2 separate regions of the Homo sapiens genome follow, and region 2 is linked to region 1. A link is a loop called in an ENCODE intact Hi-C map of the cell type or tissue named here. Cell type or tissue: K562. All regions are shown on one strand. Each heading gives the region's core, and the rest is flanking DNA. Links, peaks and the distances in the headings are about the cores only.

The links. A loop is a pair of places that touch in the nucleus more often than their neighbours do. Peaks named below come from ENCODE experiments on the same cell type or tissue, not always from the same donor. Only the 100,000 strongest peaks of a DNase experiment are listed, where the experiment ranks them.
Region 2: a loop joins it to region 1, with 8 times the contacts of the local background. A loop is called at or near these places in 1 of 110 quality-filtered maps.

Annotation. Positions count from the first base shown.
Region 1 is chr13:112,333,983-112,336,892 of GRCh38, forward strand. No RefSeq gene overlaps it. Among named protein-coding and RNA genes, the nearest start is that of LINC01044, 4.2 kb to the left of the region's middle. In K562, for the core only: a CTCF peak has its summit at 1,369; a DNase peak (open chromatin) is centred at 319.
Region 2 is chr13:112,061,267-112,064,176 of GRCh38, forward strand. All of the region lies in intron 1 of SOX1-OT (SOX1 overlapping transcript), which reads left to right. Among named protein-coding and RNA genes, the nearest start is that of SOX1, 4.4 kb to the right of the region's middle. In K562, for the core only: a CTCF peak has its summit at 1,677 (motif pointing right); no DNase peak of the experiment used is centred there; H3K27me3 peaks cover 1,504 bases.

The sequences.
Region 1 (2,910 bases), core at 115-2,614:
CGGCCGAGGCTAATGTGTGTGTTTGTATTTTTGTTTTTAACAAAAAAAAAATTTTTTAAGTAAAAAATTAAAAATAGAAGAAAAGCATATAGAATAAAGATACAAAGAAAATATTTTTGTACAGCTGTACAATGTGTGTTTTAAGCTGAGTGTTATTATAAGAGTCAAAAAATTAAAAGTTTATAAAAGTAAAAAAAGTCATAGTAAGCTAAGGTTAACGTATGATTTAAAGAAGAAAACTATTTTTGGTCAGTGTAGTGCACCGAAGGGTACAGCGTTTGTGAGTCACCCGTAGAGCGCAGTCATGTCCGAGGCCTTCACAGCCAGTCCCCACCCACTCCCTGACTCACCCAGAGCAACTTCCAGTCCCGCAGCTCCATTCGTGGGAGGTGCCCTGTGTAGGTGTGCCCGTTTTTATCTTTTGTACTGTATTTTCACTGTATTTTTTCTATGTTTAGATATATTTAGACACATAAGGGCTTACCATTGTGTTGGAGTTGCCTACAGTGTTCAGTAGAGTCACACACTGTGCAGGTTTGTAGCCTAGGAGTCAGAGGCTGCACCATAGAGCTGAGGTGTGCAGCAGGTGCTACCATCTAGGTTTGAGTCAGCACGCTCTACATCAGGGGTGTTCAATCTCTTGGCTTCCTTGGGCCACATTGCAAGAATTGTCTTGGGTCACATGTAAAATTCACCAACACTAATGATAGCTGATGAGCTAAAAAAAAAAAATCTCATACTGTTTTAAGAAAGTTTACGAATTTGTGTTGGGCCACATTCAAAGCCATCCTGGGCCACATGCGGCCCATGGGCCATGGGTTGGACAAGCTTGCTCCAGATGTCCACACAGTGATGAAATTGCCTAACAACACATTTCTCAGAAATCGCCCCGCGGTTAAGCAACGCATGGCTATATCTTTGGATTCCCATGTCATAACTAACCTTAAATAAACTGCCTAATTGGTGTATCATCAAAGAAGATCCACATGTAACTGAAAAGGCCATTAAAAGACTCCTCTTACCAACTGTGTATCTGAGAGAATGGAATTATCTTCATCCACTTCCACCAGAAAGAGATGTGAGAATCCACTGACTCCTGCTAAGCCAGGCATGAAAGAGATTGGCAAAGGCACACACACCAAGACCACTCTTCTCATTAAATTTTTTGTATTTGGAAAATATCACTTTTAATAAAAATATGCTAGGTTTACACAAAATGTATTTAATATTTTAAATTTCTCAGTTTTCGTAGTTATTATTGTAAGCACATTAAGAGCGCAAAGTTGCCCAGAGACTAGGCCACTTGAGAACAGCAGCTCCACCCTCCCACATCCGTGCTGTGAAGCCACCCCACGCCAGAGGCAGGCCAGGATTCGGGCACGCGTTGGAGAATTACTTCCCCTGGAAGCTGGAGAGCCTTTGGAATGAGATCCAGAAAAGCTGCCACCATCAAGATCACCGCCTCCTCTGTGTGCCTCTTTCAACCCAGCACCGAAACACCACCATCCTGTGGGCCCAGAAGCTTTGGCCTGGCTCTCAGAAGGATGCTCAAGCAGCTCCTTGGTGAGAACCATGGCAGGGAACGGCACCGGGGCCTCCAATGTGGTGCAGGTGAGCTGCACACAGCTGAAGGAGATAAATGATGTTTTGCACATCGGCCACAAAACCAGATTAAGGAACTTCTGGTTCCAGACAACATGAAGTAGGTCCATTTCTCTCTATTCCCCTCACTAAGAACAGCTAGAACTGTATGTATTATACATCAAACACTCAAGAAAAAGCTGTGAAAATTCGAGAAGGCAGACGGACTAGAGACAGCAGGACCTGAGGAAACATGTAGCATTTTCTTTATCCTCACTGAGGCCTGGAGAGTCCAGCCACGCAGAAACACTAACAGACACAGACCCAACAAAAGGCCAAAGAAAAGCCAGTTCTCTCTCTAGGTCAAAGGAATGGAGCAACTTAGCAGGAAGGAAAATTTTTCAACAACAATGGCCTCCTCCAGCCAAGCACCAGAGGAGAGGTTGTGGCCCCGCCCACACTCCTGATGGGTGGATCAGCAGAGACCTGATGGAGAGTCTGACCTCCACCCCCTGCACTCAGAAGGCACCTCCCAACACCCCAGGTGTCAGGGCACCTGTGGAGGAACCCAGACTTCTATGGCTAATTGACAGTAATGAGGCAACAGCCTCCTCTCCTGATGGTGTGCTGTCAGAGGAGACCTGCTGAAGCAGAAGGTGAACATAAGAACGTGGTGTGATACTGAAGATGTTGAGATACAATTAAAAATCATCATCTGGTGATTCCTCAAAGACCCAGAGCCAGAAATACCGTTTGACCCAGCAATCTCATTACTGGGTATATACTCAAAGGAATATAAATCAGTCTATTATAAAGACATATGCATGTGTATGTTCATTGCAGCACTATTCACAATAGCAAAGACATGGAATCAATCCAAGTGCCCATCAATGATAGACTAGACAAAGAAAATGTGGTACATACACACCATGGAATACTGCACAGCCATAAAAAGGATGGGTTCATGTCCTTTGCAGGAACATGGATGAAGCTGGAAGCCATTATCTTCAGCAAACTAACACAGGAACAGAAAACCAAACACCACATATTCTCACTTACAAGTGGGAGCTGAACAATGAGAGCACATGGACAGAGAGAGAGGAACAACACACACCAGGGCCTGTGGTGGGGGCAGAGGGAGGGAGAGCATCAAGAAAAATAGCTAACACATTCTGGGCTTAATACCTAGATGATGGGTTGATAGGTGCAACAAACCACCATGGCACACATTTACCTATGTAACAAACCTGCACACCCTGCACATTGTACCCCAGAACTAAAAATAAAATAAAATGAAAACCACTCATCATACTAAGAATCTGGAAAATC
Region 2 (2,910 bases), core at 188-2,687, 270 kb before region 1:
TCTTTTCCAGGACCCTTAGCGACAGGAGAGGAAGAGAAGCGGCCCGGCGGTTTAATTGCCAATTTCCTGATGCAGCCACAGGGCCCAGCAGCGGCTCAGCCTAGGCCACCGGGTCCAGGCCTCTAGGCAATAGGCCCGGCGCCCCCTCCAAGCACCGTTTCCCGCCGACCCCGCAGTCATCACTGTGAGCTCGAGAGTATGGGCAGCCTGTGGTGCCCTGAGGCGCCGGGCGCTCGGCGCATCCGCCGTGCCCACAGCGCTGAGGACCAACTAGGGCTGCCCTCGGCCAGGGGCACTGTGCCCGTTTGAGTGGCACTCGGACCTGGCGAGGGGTGGAAGCCCAGGTAGAGCTCGCGTCTTTAAGAGCCACCCGACAGAACTGCGCGCTACATCTGCGCCAGCTGGGCTGGGTGGGAACAGCGCAGAAATACTCCCGTGCCGGGGCGTACAGGGCAGGTAGGCCCAGCAGAGAGTCTTCTCGGAAAGTTTCCCACAAAAGAAGGGCCGGGCAGGCCGAGCGGCAGGAAAAGCCGGTGCTCAGCGGCGAGGCCCGAGAGGTCTGGCATCCGGCGGCCTCCCAGCTTTGCTCGGGTCTCCCGCCGCCTCTCTCCAGAGCCGCCCGTAGCTCCGTGGGGCGGAGGGCGCAATGCCCCGCTCTGGTTCCAGCCTTTTTCCTCCCCTTGTCTCCTCTTTCATTCATAAACCTGGTGGCTACAGACGCAGCTTGAATATTGACGTCTCTCCCCCAACTGCTCTGCCGTTAACCCAATTACAGAATTCATCAAGAACTGTGTTGAATTATCTCTTTCCATACAGTATCAGCATTAGCCTAATTAAAAGCTATAATGTCTGATATAATGATTAAATCGTTAGCTCTGCTGTAGGGAAGCAATATTTTGTTTTCCCTTCAATTAGAAGCTGATTGAGGTTTTCAGAGCAGGTCAGCTGTGAAATTTGAATTATATGTGTGAGTACTGCTCACAGGGTGAGCCCCTACTCCAAAGCTCCCAGAGCTTCTCCAAATGCTTTCACCCAGAGAGCTCGGAGGCACACAGCACGCGCGCGTGCGCGCGCGCGCACACACACATACACACACACAGTTGTTTGTTCTTCGATTGTGAATGTGCGGCTCTCCACACGAACCGCCCGAAAGAAAGCCTGGGTCGCTTTTGAGGAGAAGGAGTTTCTTGACCCTTCCCCGCAAACGCTACTGGAACGGCCTCCAAACTAGGACGCCTAGTCAGGCAAAGGAGAGAGCGGTGCGCCGGCACGCAGACAGCTCTGCTGCTATCCCTGATGGCCAGGGCTCTCTTTCCGTTCTCCTTCCACACACCCCCTTTCCCTGGGCTGTTATTATTTTTTTTTCCTCCTTCAAAACCAAACCAAACCACCACCAACAAAAACTTCTGTGCTACTCTGGCTTCTCTGGTTTTGTTTGGGAACAGTGGAACCAAGTTAGCCCGGGCCAGGGCGCAGATGATGGACTCAGAGCGCCCAGGGACCCTAGAGAGAGGAGCACTCCTCAAGAGCCCCCTGGCCATCACCCGAGCGCCCTGGAGCGCCATCACCCGAACGCGCGCTCCAGGCCCTCGAACAAGGCCTCTGGCTGCCAGAGCGAGTGAGGGGCGCAGAGGCGGCAGAGAGCGGAGAGCCCCGGTGTCTCCGCGAGGGCGGCGGCGGCCAGCAGACGGCGATCGAGGCGCGCGCCACGGCACGGCCAGCGCAGACACGCCGCGGGGTCTCGGGCCGGAGCCGTGCAGCCGGGCCCGCTGCCTCTTTGCCCCTCATGGCTCCGCGCGGGAGGAAACCGGGCCTTCTCCGCCCGCCCTCCTCTCGCTGCGGTGTCCCCAGCACCCCCGCCCCGCCCCCGCGCGGTCCCCACCGTCGCGCTCCCCTCCCTCCTCGCCCTCGCTCCGCGCCTCCTGTTGGCAGAGATGGCCTCGAAGGCCTCTTCCAATTTGAATGGCTCTTTCTTCTTCTCTCTCCCGCGCTTTCTTTTCCGCCTTCTCCTCCTCTCCTTCTGACTACTCTTGTCTCTTTCAAAAGCTCCGCCTGGAAACTAGCGGCTTCCTCTTCATCTGCCTCCTTTAACTGTGGCCTCGGCCCTCTGGGGCGACACCAGAGCGCGGAAGCCTGAGCCCCTCGGAGATCCGGGGAGGCACCTACACATGGCCTCAATCCTCCAACCGGCCCCAGAAGCCGTAGGAGCTGAACCCAGGAGGGCAACCGGTTGTGGTGCGGCCACATGTCCCTGGAGAGTGTCAGCAAGACGGGTCGACTTCACCAGGACCACGAAAGACAGGGCAGAGTTTCTGTCTTCTTTCACTGTCCCGTAGAACTCCTAGCTTGTCCATCGTGCTCCTTGCTTGGGACTCGGGACTGACACTGGGCCAGAAAATCCACCTCTAGATGCCTCAAAGCTCGCTTTCATGCTGGGGGGCGGGCGGGAGCGGGGAAGGGGGACAAAAGCTAAAAGTGCTAATTATTCCATACAGACAGTTTAAGCTAATGGTGTTACAGTCCAGCACTCAATTTACTTGAAAGTTGAGGTTTCTTGCATAATGGCTTAACCTATCACATACATACAGGCATATATGTGTGCGTGTAACTTCTAGGGATGGCTTGGTTCTGGATTGGCTTTGAAGATTATGACCACAGGTTACATACAACAATAGAAAGTGTCTTTATCCACATTTCTAAGTTGATCTTCGCTTTGGCATTTTGAGCAAAGAGGCACAATGAAGTTTCTGAGCTGCCAAAAAAGCAAGTTTGGTCAATCAACAGTGACAGTAACCCTGTGCCTGGGGGTCTAGACTTCCTATTACATTACTTGGGAATAGGGAAGTCAGTGTTCAAATCTCCAGGAGTCCAGCCTTTGGGAAAGTACTGGGTTTGAAGGAGGTAACTGCC